2 separate regions of the Mus musculus genome follow, and region 2 is linked to region 1. The links are chromatin contacts, found by Hi-C or POLR2A ChIA-PET in ENCODE. All regions are on one chromosome and are shown on one strand. The core of a region is the stretch at or near the end of the contact, and the rest is flanking DNA. Distances in the headings are between cores, read along the strand shown. Region 1 overlaps Gm567 (predicted gene 567). Region 2 has its middle 30 kb from the start of Mir6380.

Evidence for each region. A loop is a pair of places that touch in the nucleus more often than their neighbours do. ChIA-PET counts read pairs that join two places held with the same protein, here RNA polymerase II (POLR2A).
Region 2: a loop to region 1 is called in a map of Patski, with 4 times the contacts of the local background. The contact joins two enhancer-like sites. A Hi-C loop is called at or near these places in 1 of 37 maps with a recorded cell type or tissue (Patski). POLR2A ChIA-PET finds 5 or more read pairs at or near these places in 1 of 5 experiments (Patski).

Annotation. Positions count from the first base shown.
Region 1 is chr3:137,289,671-137,296,056 of GRCm38, forward strand. Gm567 (predicted gene 567) reads left to right here. Exons shown (of 3, transcript NR_163863.1): 1 at 1-96. Among named protein-coding and RNA genes, the nearest start is that of Gm567, 3.2 kb to the left of the region's middle. Within about 2 kb of position 3,626, at least 1 of the 3 ENCODE cell types and tissues checked has a DNase peak (open chromatin) inside an H3K27ac peak, as active enhancers do.
Region 2 is chr3:137,750,086-137,756,471 of GRCm38, forward strand. No RefSeq gene overlaps it. Among named protein-coding and RNA genes, the nearest start is that of Mir6380, 30 kb to the right of the region's middle. Within about 2 kb of position 2,931, at least 1 of the 3 ENCODE cell types and tissues checked has a DNase peak (open chromatin) inside an H3K27ac peak, as active enhancers do.

The DNA.
Region 1 (6,386 bases), core at 2,376-4,875:
AGAGAGTGTCACCGTTTGCAAGCCTCCATCTTTGAGCAAGGCACCAAACCATGGTTATGACTGTGGCTGGGGAAACCTGTTTAAATGCGGAGTGAGGTAAGAGCTGGGACCAAGAGTGTGGGCTTTATGGACTCTGTGGGTTTTATTTTCAGCACTGTAAATCCGTCATCCTTTATAAACAGAACAAAGTGGTCAATGTTTCACAAGGTTGTGCTAGCACAGTGGTACCAAGGGCTTAGTGTGGGAACAAAGTCATTAAAAATAACTACTTACAAAGAACTCAGTCATAAATAATGTGCCACAAAGGATTCAAACTCCAAGACTCTGCTACTTTAGTGTCAAAAACTCTGCTCCCGGCAGCCAGGCCTTAAGAACAGAGAATCTCTAAGGGACTCCCTGAGCCTCTCTCACCTTTGCCTCCATTTTGTTTCCGTTCCCACCTTCCTTCTGCCCCTCCCACTGTCTCTCCAAAGGCTGACAGCTTGTCATTCTGGACATCAACAGGAGAAGGAAGGAATAAGAACAGAAGGGAAAGCTGAACCCTTAAAGGGTCTTTCTGTCTGGGCTCCACTTCCAGACGTATTCCTGCCTTTGCTTTCCCTTGTTCCTGCTATTATCAAAATAATGTGGTTGCCTCCAGATTTCCTTCAAAAACAAGAATGAGAGAAAAGTAGGGAAACTGATGTTGGCTGTATACTAGAAATGTAAAGGCCCCTTAAGATCTGTGCTCAGTTCTGTCCTTATTTTTCTTGTTCTCAATGATTAATATCTTACAGTTTCCTCTTTAATTAAGTCTGGCTCTTATTGCTTGCAATAATGTAGCTGATGGCTGGCACTTTCATGTCTCATGCATATATACAAAAATAATTTCTTCTTAGGAATTCAGTAATCCCAGCCTTTCCATGATGTCAAGACTAAGGATAGCTTTGGCTCTGTATAGATATGTCACATCTAGGAAAGTGACCCCGCATCTCTGCTCTTCCCAGTCATAATTACCCTCTTTCTTCCTTGATCCCCAACTTTATGCCATCATGAAAAATTCTATATTCAATCAATTGAGAATGTGCGTACCCAACTGCCTGTCTTATCTTGCTATATGTGAACCAGGGAAATATCTGTCTTCTTTACCTTGTCATTTAGCACTTGTTTGTAATAGGAACTTGAAGCATCATTTTCTAGCTTTTATATAGATGAGACCATTTAATCTACAAATAGGATAATGTTAGTTCACTTCTGCTTTTATTCATTTTCATATATGTATATTTAATATATACACACATATATAATAAAAACATCCATATATATATATATGAAAACACACATATATATATGAAAACACACAAGTATATATGTATATACACAGAGAGAGAGAGAGAGAGTACAACAGAGAGACTACGTGAAGCACAGAGTTTATAGCTGGTGAGGTCATATCTAATTATTAGTAGTGACAAGATTCAACCATCACTGAAAGTGGTGGTCGAATTTCAATGTACATTAGGATCATCAGAGAGTCTAATTAAAACAAAATGTTGGGCCATTCCCTTAGAAATTCTCATTTACTAGGTCTGGTGTAATAGTAACTTTTATTCACCTGATTTCAATGTCATCTCAGAGGCATACTGCCTTCATCTGCTAACCTAGGCCTAGTCCTGGAAGCTTGCTAGCACTTCTGTACAATCTTATCTAGGCCTAGAATATTTTCAGCCTCTGAGACTTGCTGCTGAATAGGTTTCCCCTTTCTTGTTCCTTCTGATCTTTGGCAGGTTGGTACAACTGAGCTGTTCTGACTCAAACTCCTCTCCAAGCTAACTGATTCAATCTGGTGTCTCTTTTTCTGCCTCTGAATTGCTCTGCTTAGACTCACACCAACTGTGGCAATATTCCAGTCTCTTGGTTCCTTCTCATTCTTTGGCTCATTCTGTCTTCATCTATGTCTAGCTTGTTCTCCCTCTGCAACCTGTCTTTCTATAACTGTTGCAATAAAACTGCCTTCTCTCTCTGCACTGCCCCTTAAATAGCTTCCCTTTCCTCTCTCTTCTTGTGAGTGTTGGGTGTATCCTATCAAATCTTTCTCTGATTTGCTACTTGATCTGCCACTCAATTAGACATCACTTTCAGACATGGGTACTTCCTTCGACTAACTAACTTTACCTTCATTGTTTGGGATTAAAGGTGTGTAGGATTAAAGGTGTGTATACTAAGGGCTGAGCCACACCACAACTAAAAACAGTTTGGTTTTGGTATTTTTGTTTATTTGGTTGGTTGGTTGGTTGGTTGGTTTGGTTTTAGTGTTTGTTCTTTTTTCAGTAAATAACACAGTCTTATGGATCAAGGTATGAGCAAATATCCTGCAAGAGTCTGGCGTGGAGTCCAATAATGAGTACTATTTATAAGGTTCCAAAACTGCTATTAACACTGGTACCAAGACCATACTTGGAGGACTGCTGCCTTGCATCATAGAGGATCTTCATCTTACTGGGATGTTGGCTGAATTAGATGGCAAATGGTTTCTAAGAGAGACAGGAATATTGTTTACACTCTATCTTCTCTATCCATGAAATTATGTTATTTCTCATGCTCTCTCTCTTTTTTCCCTTCCCTTTCTTTCTTTCTCTTTCTCTCTCTCTCCTTCTTCTTCATCATCTTCTTCTCCTTCTCCTTCTCCTTCTTCTCCTTCTTCTCCTTCTTCTCCTTCTTCTCCTTCTTCTCCTTCTTCTCCTTCTTCTCCTTCTTCTCCTTCTTCTCCTTCTCCTTCTTCTCCTCCTTCTCCTCCTTCTCCTCCTTCTCCTCCTCCTCCTCCTCCTCCTCCTCCTCCTTCCTCTTCTTCTTCTTCTTCTTCTTCTTCTTCTTCTTCTTCTTCTTCTTCTTCTTCTTCTTCTTCTTCTTCTTTTGCATCCTTACAGTTGCTCTTTCCTCTGCCTGTAACCCTCCCTCCCAGTGCTTTTATGATTTGTTTCCCCAGTTCATTTAAGCCCTTGTCCAAACAAAATCTTCCCAGAACAGCTTGTCTAACAACTGTACCCAAAGTACAACCCTGTCATTCTGTCCCCTTATCAAGCCCTCTTTCTTCATAGCATTTTTCATAGTTTTTAATACTGATATCGTTAAACATATCATATGATCTAGTTATGTAGATACTATTTTAAAAGAAAAGAATTCTGCCTCATCATGTATGACACCAAATTCTAATGCTCAGAGGGAATTTCGAACACAACCCAGATGTACCACATTATCTGATACCAGGATACCTGTTCTTAAACATCGTATATCAGGATAATCCTTTATTGACTGGCTGATATCTATTGTCTCTGTGTTAAAAATAGGCACCTAGAAGAGCAGAGATGGATAGATGGTAAAACATTGCTGGTAATGAAATGTCCAGACACCTGACAGATTACTAAGGCTAAGAGTATGAAAAATGATATATACTTCACAGCTATCAGCAGGCAATTGAAAATGCCTCCTTTTATGAGAGGGTCAAGACAGTTTCATTTTAGGATCCGTACTTACTGGCAAAATTGATTTCAGTATGTGCAAGGGGAAATGCTTTGTTATCTCCTCTCTCTGGCAGAGAGTGAAAAGAGGAAACCCCAGAAAAGGGAAACTGTGTGATAGCCATAGAAGGGCCGGCCGATGTGTAATGCACAGCGCAGCTGAAGAATTTTAAGTTGCCGGCCCTCTTGGCACACTTCACAGACCCCACTCGCTTCCTGTGGATTCCTTTTTAGTTCTGTCATGCAGAACCTGGACTTCCATGCTCTCATGCCTGTGAGTTACAAATTGCCATGGGCCATGCTCCTCTGAGTAAGAACTGAAAATCAAACGTCACTCAAAACAACCTAAAGTGGATATCTGGCACAGAGCTGCACTGGCTGCTCTCACTTAGCCCCAGGCTTGGTCTAAGCCAGTAATGCAAGGTATTTGTTTGACAACATGGTTTTATTCTTTGACTTCATGCCTATACCTACCTGGAATAAGTCAGATACATGAAAGCTGAAAGGTCTTGTTTCTGTTCCTTTGGAGACAGTGAAGTTCACTCTTTCTCATTGGCAATGCCATATATCTATAGAGAATTATCATTTCATAACCCGAGCCCTTGTAAATATTACTCCAGAAATCCAGAAATTGACTTGAAAGTAATGGTCACATATTCACTTTTGTCATTGTATTTTATAGGAGATAAATAAATATTTAATTAAAGTTTGTTTTTAATTTATAGTTCATAGCCTGTAGACGAAATATTTCTTTGTGTACAGAGAATCATCATCTAAAGGGGCTCAAGTTTCCCTTCGGTCAGGCTGACACTTGGTGCTTTGAGCCAAGTCTCTGCTTCATGCTTCAACAGGAATGAAACCTACACTGCCCTTGAGCACGTCTATTCCCTGGCTCAGTTTAACATTTAGAACCTGAGGAAGGGTGTTGGTTAAATCACACACTGGTTGGTGTCTGACTGCAATCTGGCTACTAATACTCAACGAAGATTTATTTACATCTCTTGACCAAAATTCTCTTATCTTCTCTTTTTCACAGAGATTACATTATTAAAAAGCCAAGAATATTCCACTATATCTTCACAGATACGCAAGATAAGTAAGAATGCCCTAGATAACATACCAGGATCTCATAGAAGAATATATTGAAATAAGACGATAAGACATACTATATATATATGTGTGTGTCTGTGTGTGTGTGTGTGTGTGTGTGTGTGTGTGTGTATATGTATACACTTGAAAGTAATATATATATTTAAAGAGTTCCCTGAAATCAAGAAAATTTCAACATGTAGTTTAAAAGAATTCTAAGTTTTGATTTAAATACCAAGATTTGAAGGAAATTACTTTCAACTGTTCTAAAAAACCTTGCTGGTAAACAAGACAACAGAAGTGTAACAAATCAAGACATGGGCAGAGAAACTAGAGAGATGGCTCATCTCAGTCCCTGGCACCCATGCCAGGAAGCTCACAACCACCTGTAACTCCAGCCCCAAGGACTCTGAAGCCCCCTTTGGGCCTCCATAGGGACCTGCACACACGTCTACATATCCATGCATAGATTCAAATACATATACTTGATTAAAACCAAAAATAAACATTTAGGAAAAGAATAACTAAAAAAAAAAATTCACAGGGGAAAATTGTGGTCTAAAATCTATTTAACTGCTGAAAAAGATTGGGGCAAAGGTCAAGACTATGAGTTCAATCCAAGTATAAATATTATAGTCCTTAGTGAGGTATATAGTTGGCCAAAGTTAGAGGAGCAAATGTACTGACCTCTTTTCCACAAATAAAAAGTAAAGGCAGAGCCGGGTGTGGTGGTGCATGCCTTTAATCCCAGCACTCGGGAGGCAGAGGCAGGAGGATTTCTGATTTCGAGATCAGCCTGGTCTACAAAGTGAGTTCCAGGACAGCCAGGGCTATACAGAGAAACCCTGTCTCGAACCCCCCCCCCCCGCCAAAAAAAAAAAGTAAAGACAGGGCATATTTAAAAATCACAAAGATACATAAAGCAAAGAACTTGCAAAGTTCTAAAGCAATTTAATATTAACAAGATAGAAAACAATGCTCCTATCAAAGAAGACAATTAGGCTAAACTCCTGTGATGGCTTACGATCATTCTCCTTTGGATTACAAAGAAAAATGCTATTCTCAAACAAAAGATGAAAACCATGTCAGGTGACTACTAACAAAAGGAATGTGGAGAGCCTGAGTGAAGCCAGAAATCACCAAATGAAGGTGACAAGGGGCTTCCTCCCTTCCCAGTTCCCAGGGATTGTTCTTCAGCGACTTCACCAGACAATTCTAGAAGTTCTAGACACACTAGGAATAAACATAGTGTATGAACTATTCCAGAACATCACAGAAGCTCTGGGAGAGCTTACATTAAAGCATATACATACACTTTGTGAACTTGTTTATATTTACAAAAAACATATTTCTGTAGAGCCATTTAGGATAACATTAAGGAGTTTTCACAGGTAGGAAAGGGAGTTAGAGGAAATGTTTTATTCCATATCATCTACTACCTGTAGAAAAATAAATACAACTAAATAGCATCACTTAGTCTCATTTTGTGAAGGGGGTACTTTCACTACACAAGGATTAAAGGAAGTGACATTCTCTTCCAAACCATGGAAAATGGCTGTCACCAGTTTTAAGTGTCAGAAGTAAAATGGTAAGAAGCTGGAACATAGCGTGCTCTACAAGGGTCGAGTCTCCAGGCTCCTACAGGTGCAGACTGTCAAAGACTACAGGGCACAGTTATCATAAGGATCAGCAAGTCTAGATGAGGCACAGCCCCAGACAGACAGACACACAGCCTGAGGCGATGCTGTCTCTGTGGGCAGAAATGAATTTACCACAATGGTAATAAGTCTTCAGTGTTATAAA
Region 2 (6,386 bases), core at 1,681-4,180, 460 kb after region 1:
ACAGCTGCTTTTATAGAAGGTTCTGCTAGCTGCCTGTCTCTTGAGGTACTGGTGAGAGCTTATTATGTACACTGCTTTACGTTGCTTACAGCCAGGAGCGCTAACACACACATGACTCCTGCATCCTCATTATTTCTTCCTATGAGGCTCCCTGTCATCTTTACTTATTTTTTTTAATTTAAGATTATTGATTTAATTTTTTTTGTTTATGTATTCTTTTTTATTTGTGAATATTCCAGCCACATGCCAGAAGAGGACATCAGATCCCATTACATATGATCATAAGCCACCATGTGGTTGCTGAAAACTAAGCTCATGACCCCTGGAAGAGCAGTGAGTGCTCTTAACTACTGAGCCATCTCTCCAGCCCCGTCCTTACTTTTCTTATTGTTGTGACAAAAGCAACCGATGTGGTGGTTTGAATATCCTTGGCCCAGGGAGTGGCACTATTAGGAGGTGTGACCTTGATGGAGAAAGTGGGTCACTGTTGGGGTAGGCTTTGAGACCTTTCTAGCTGCCTGGAAGACAATCTTTTCCTGGTTGCCTTCAGAACAAGACGTAGAACTCTCAGCAGTGCCATACCTGCCAAGACGCTGCCAGGTTTCCCACCATGATGATAATTAACTGAACCTCCAAGCCTGTAAGCTAACCCCAATGAAATGTTGTCCGTTGTGAGAGTTGCCTTGGTCATGGTGTCTCTTCACAGCGGCAAAACCCTATCTGAGACAAAAGTAAAGACTTGTTTTGCCACACAGTTTGAGGGACTGCCCACAATGGCAGGCAAGTGTAATGTCAGGGCAAACGTGAGGTGACGTCACATTGTGTCTGTGTGAAAAAAAGCCAAGAGAGATGAAAGTTCTGCTCTGTTCGCTTTCTCCTTTTGGAAGTTCAGTGTTATTTTATGTGCCTGAGTGCTTTGCCTGAGTGTACACATGGGCACCACTGGCATACAGAGAATCTAGAAGAGGCATTAAGTCACCTGAAACCAGAATTACTGGCAATGTGAGCTGCCAGTATGGTGGCAGGAAGCAAAGTCTGACCGTCTGCAAGAGCAGTAAGTGCTCTTAACTGCTGTGCCCTCTCTCATCCCCGACACACACACACACACACACACACACACACCCAGGCTCCAATTTCTCCTTTGTGTTCAATCAGATCCCAGCCTATGGGAGAGCTGGACATACTCAGGGTAGTCCTTCCCATCTCACTTAAACATTTCTGGAAACACCCTCACAGACACACCCAAGGGTGTGATTCTAAACCCAGTCAAGTTGACAAAGAAGCTGAACCATCACCACTGTGAAGATTTCACTCACAGGCAAGTGACTAAAAACTACAGAGCATGGGATTTGACCACCGGTCCTTCTGGTTCTAACTCGGTCCTCACTGGGCTCGGCTCGCTGCACTGCGCCTCACTTTCTAGTTTGACTTTGAGGACTCTGACCAAATGGACTATTCATAGTTTTACATGAAGCTTTTCAAGAATGAAACAAAAATCCCTGAAGGTGAAGCAGCTCCTGTCAAAACAGCAAAAGAAAGCCTGAAGGAAAAAAAAACATGTATTAATGCCCCATAGGACATTAATGGCTCTCTGTCCGACTTCGGAGTCATGGCACCTTCATGAGGTGCTTTGGTCTGTGAAGTGCCTACAGTTTGATTTCTTGGTTTATGCTTTTAGTGCACGGACTTCATTTACTTATCTGGGATGTGGGCTTAAGCTGAAGAAGTCTGGGATGCAGGCAGTGGGCCCATCGCCGTTCTGAAAGCATCATTGAATTCTGACTCACCATTTATAGACACTGCCCTGGGCACTGTGTCACTCCCCTCACACCCCATGTCCCGGGTCACTATACCCCTTTTTGGTGCCTGCAATGTGATGACGAGCCATGTCATCAGATAAACTGCTCTCTTCTCTTCATTTACTTGATGTAAATACAGCCGGTGGATGTCACACCAATCAAACAACGCCCGCCCTTCGGCTAGCCAGTGCTTTTCTGCTACTTTGTTGTAAGCACATTGGACCCTCTGAGTCAGGCAAGATACATTGTAGACAACTGCTGGTTAACTCACATCTGAGTGGTTAAATTTAGACTTTATTCTACTGTCCTGAAAAGGGCTAGTTCCCCTTGGAATGTGGGTTTTGTTCCATTCTTGCCAAGTTTCCTGTAAAACTTTTTTTTTTGTTTTGGTTTTGATTTGTTGTTGTTGATGATGGGATGTTTTTGTTTGTTTGTTTGTTTGGGGGGTGTGTTTTTTGTTTTGGTTGGTTGGTTTTGGTTTTTCGAGACAGGGTTTTTCCTTATAGCCCTGGCTGTCCTGGAACTCACTCTGTAGACCAGGCTGACCTAGAACTCAGAAATTGGCCTGCCTCTGCCTCCCAAGAGAGAGGCAAGCCGCACAGGTAGCAGATCCCAGACTGTGGTTCTGGGACTGGCCAATGGAGGGCTCCACGGGCCAATTGCAAGCTGTCTGACTGAAGGCTCTGATCTCTCTCAATGTCTCTGCTAAACTGAGCATTTTTAACAACTTCGTACAGTCGCTGTGAAGCATACAGCGCATATTAGTATTTCACATGTGTTCCTTTCCTTCTCTTCTACCCCAGCCCCAACCCCCAAAATTAACGTTGCCAATTAAATTTGCCAAATAAGGCAAAGGCTACTGAGGTCGATTGCAGCTGCAAGATTAAGTCTCTCTGTCCCACCCAAGTGCTTAAGAAGTGTCCGGCACAATCCAAACTCCAAAGGATGTTAAATGCTGTTCCCCTGCCACCCACTCTAGCCGCCAGGGCCCCAATGCACATTAAAATAAGATTAGGGCAATGATTTAAGCTGAAAATTGGGCTGCCAGAGAAAGCACCGGCCTCACTCCTGGGGGATTAACTATACCTATGGGTACAGAGGCAGGCGCCTCCGGCTAGCTGACGTCAGCGCCCCCGGGTTGTTTTTGCCCCCCGCAGTGTGGGAAGGAATGGGAGTGGGGAGGATGCCGGAGTGCAGTGCCTCGCCAGCGCTAACATAGCCCACTGGCGCCCTCTCGTGGTACTCAGTCGAGTTGTTTCCTTTAAGAAAACAAAGCCAGGAGCCTCCGAATAGATAACTAATGGGACTTCCATACTTGTCCTCCTTCTCTTCCCAGGGTATGGAGAGTTTCCCAGCACGGTCACGGTCACAGAAAGCTGCTGATGAGAGAGTACTGGTACTGCTTTGTGGCAGACCTGAACAAACATCCAGTTTAGGAAGTGATAAGGACTTCAATATTTGGAGAGAGTTCTGGAATGTTCTTAGCAGTCTTCACAAAGAAAGCAGACTGCAGCAGAGGAGAGAGATTTAGACTGCCCTCCGTGAGCCAGCTTCTCATGGCGACAGCCTGGCTGACACTGCAAATGAGGCCCTGTGTTAGATCCACTCCACAGACTTAAGACAAGGCGTGGACCAGAGTCTCCAACAGCCTTGCTCAACAACAAAACAACAAACAGGAGGCAGTTACAGCTCCCGCCTTTCTACTTCCTGTGTCTATTTCACGAATCATGCCGAAAATAAGCAGTTAAGCTCTATCGTGCTGAGGAATAAATAATAAATGATTCTGACTCGACAGCAGGCAGATCTGGAGAGGAGAAATATTTTGTACACGCTGCCTTACTTCAGCAGGTGAGAGGAAGAAGACGCGTTCTGCAGACCTCCACCTGCCAATGAAGCACTGTGGTTCACAGGAGACAACATTCACTCACATCCCAACACAACCAGAAACATACACACACGTGTACACACACACATACATAGACACACAGTCATACACATCACACACACAGACACACACAGACACACACAAACATATACACACACATACACACATGCATAAACACACAGTTACACATACACACACAAACATATACACACACATACAAACATGCATAAACACACAGTTACACACATACACACAAACATATACACACACATACACACATGCATAAACACACAGTTACACATACACACACACCAGAAATGTAACTTGGTAATGTTTGATTAAGGAAACAGGAAGCCATTAGCTATCTCTGAACTCTGAGCTCCTGTTACAAACCACCACATCAACAAACTGAACGAGTATTTATTTGTTCACTTATTTATTTTGAAACATATTGGTTCCCTGAAGCCCAGTCTGGCCTTGAACTCCTGGTTGTCCTGCATCTGCCTTCTGAGTTCTGTGCATTCATACCTAAGCCACCACACATAACAGGTGTATATGTTTTGTCACAGAAAGCAGGGAGTTCAGTCCATCATCAACAGCCCCATCCTTCAACCAGTTATAGGCAGCCTCCTGCACTGGTTTGCCTTCTGTTGATATGATAAAACATCAAGCAAAAAAAACAAGTGGGGAAGGAAAGTTTTACCTTACCACTTATAGCTCACCATGAAGGAAACTCAGGGTAGAAACTAAGGACGACCCACGAAGACAAAGGGAGCAGAAGAGCAATCGGGGCCTGGATGGCTGTGAACTTCTGGGACTTAGCTTCAGAGAGATAGCTCATCGTATTGCTACAGGGGTGAATTATATAAGAGTTCTGAGGGTTGCCTACAGGAAGAGCTGATTGGTCACAAAACAGCACCGAATTATCATCTGGACAAGAAGAAGAGCCAAGACTCGTGTACTGAATCACAAATCACCTGCAGGAGACTCTCGGCAAGGTCGTCTCAGAATAAGACATCTGAGCTGAGAGATGCTCTCCCATTAAGGCTGGGCAGAAAAGAGGAAATCCCACTGAGAAAGGGTGTCCTCCATGTGCTGACCTTGGAGAGCTCTCTGGACATGATGGACTGAGACCTTAATAAAAGGGTCCTCCAGCAATAGTCCAACACCTCAGTTTCATGTTTCTAATCTCCCAAGACTAAAGGAGATGATTACTGGAGGGGGATAGTAGGGAGGGTGGTATTTGCTTGCTTTGAGACAGGGACTCACTCTGTAACCCTGGATGGCCTGAAACTTGCTATGGTAGACCAAGCTGGCCTTGAGTTATTGAAGATCTGCCTGCCTACTTCTGCCTCCTGAGTGTGGGGATTGAAAGTGTGCAGTATTCCTGTTGCTTTTAAGACACTCACTCTGTGGCTAACTTTAAAGGCAATCCTAGGAAATTCATCAAAAGACGTGCAACACAAAACATGTCACAAGTGGCCATATGTGAAACACAGCAGAAGATGATAATTTTGGATGCAGCCATGAGGAAAGATGTCTTTGAGCATGTGACATTGTAGCCGGTGGTATCTGGAAACATCCAGGAAATGGTAGGAGGAAGGTCAGCGGAAATAAGACCTAGAATCAACCAGAAAAGCATTATTTTGGGACTACGGCTCTTTTGACTTTAGGATCCTTAGAGTTATCTCAAAGTGTGTTCCTTGGGCTCTCACACGGTCCAACCACACAAATCCACACATCAGCCATGACTAGAGAAGGATGGCTGAAGGGGACTCTTGGTCCCTGATACCTCTACAAATCAGAGCAGGGTCTGCCTCCCAGATGTCCATGCAGTGTCTTCCCAGCAGCACCCACGTAAGAAGTTTGCACAGCTGAAAGAAAACTAGGAAGCCATTGCCCAGAGCTTAGGAAATCAAAGACGAGTGATAGCTGGCCTTTTCTTCCTGATTGAAAAGCCCTGTGGGTTTAGCTAGGTTAGTTCTAAACTTCTGAGACCCCAAGGACACCAGCTGCGTTCACTTCTCCACAAGTAACAGGGGAAAGAAGAAGAAACAGAAAGTGAAGAACAGCAGCTCACCAAGCAAGGACATTTACATCTATCGCCTCGAGCAGTCAAAGTACCAAAGCCACGCCCACTGTCACACTGCACAGTGTTGCAGGCTATTGTTGCTCTTCCATGCCCAGAATTTCTTTTCCAAGGTCAATCTGAAGTTGAGAATGTCAGTTTGAACCCAAATCCTTTATCCAGGATCCCAACAACAGAAGGAAGGCAGCATAAGTTCTTCTTCTTCTTCTTCTTTTTCTTCTTCTTCTTCTTCTTCTTCTTCTTCTTCTTCTTCTTCTTCTTCTTCTTCTTCTTCTTCTTCTTCTTCAAACACTTTCTGAAAGCATCAGTCTGTGCCTCAATGGCCATGCTTAGTCAAGAGATGAAACACAGACCCATTTGAAATGCGAAATGTAGACTTTCTTCCAAATAGCCACATTCCAGGTTAAAATTGGGGGCTTCATTACTGTTCCCAATCACCCCACCAGCCTCATCTGGCCAGGTACCCATCCCACACTCAGCTCTGCCACATACCTCATAGATACCAGGCTCCTTTCCAACAGAATATGTTTGTGCCCTGGCTTATTCTCCTCCACACCTAGCACCCATCACTCCTTCCCTGTCAATTCCTATTTATCCTTCAGATCTGAATCAA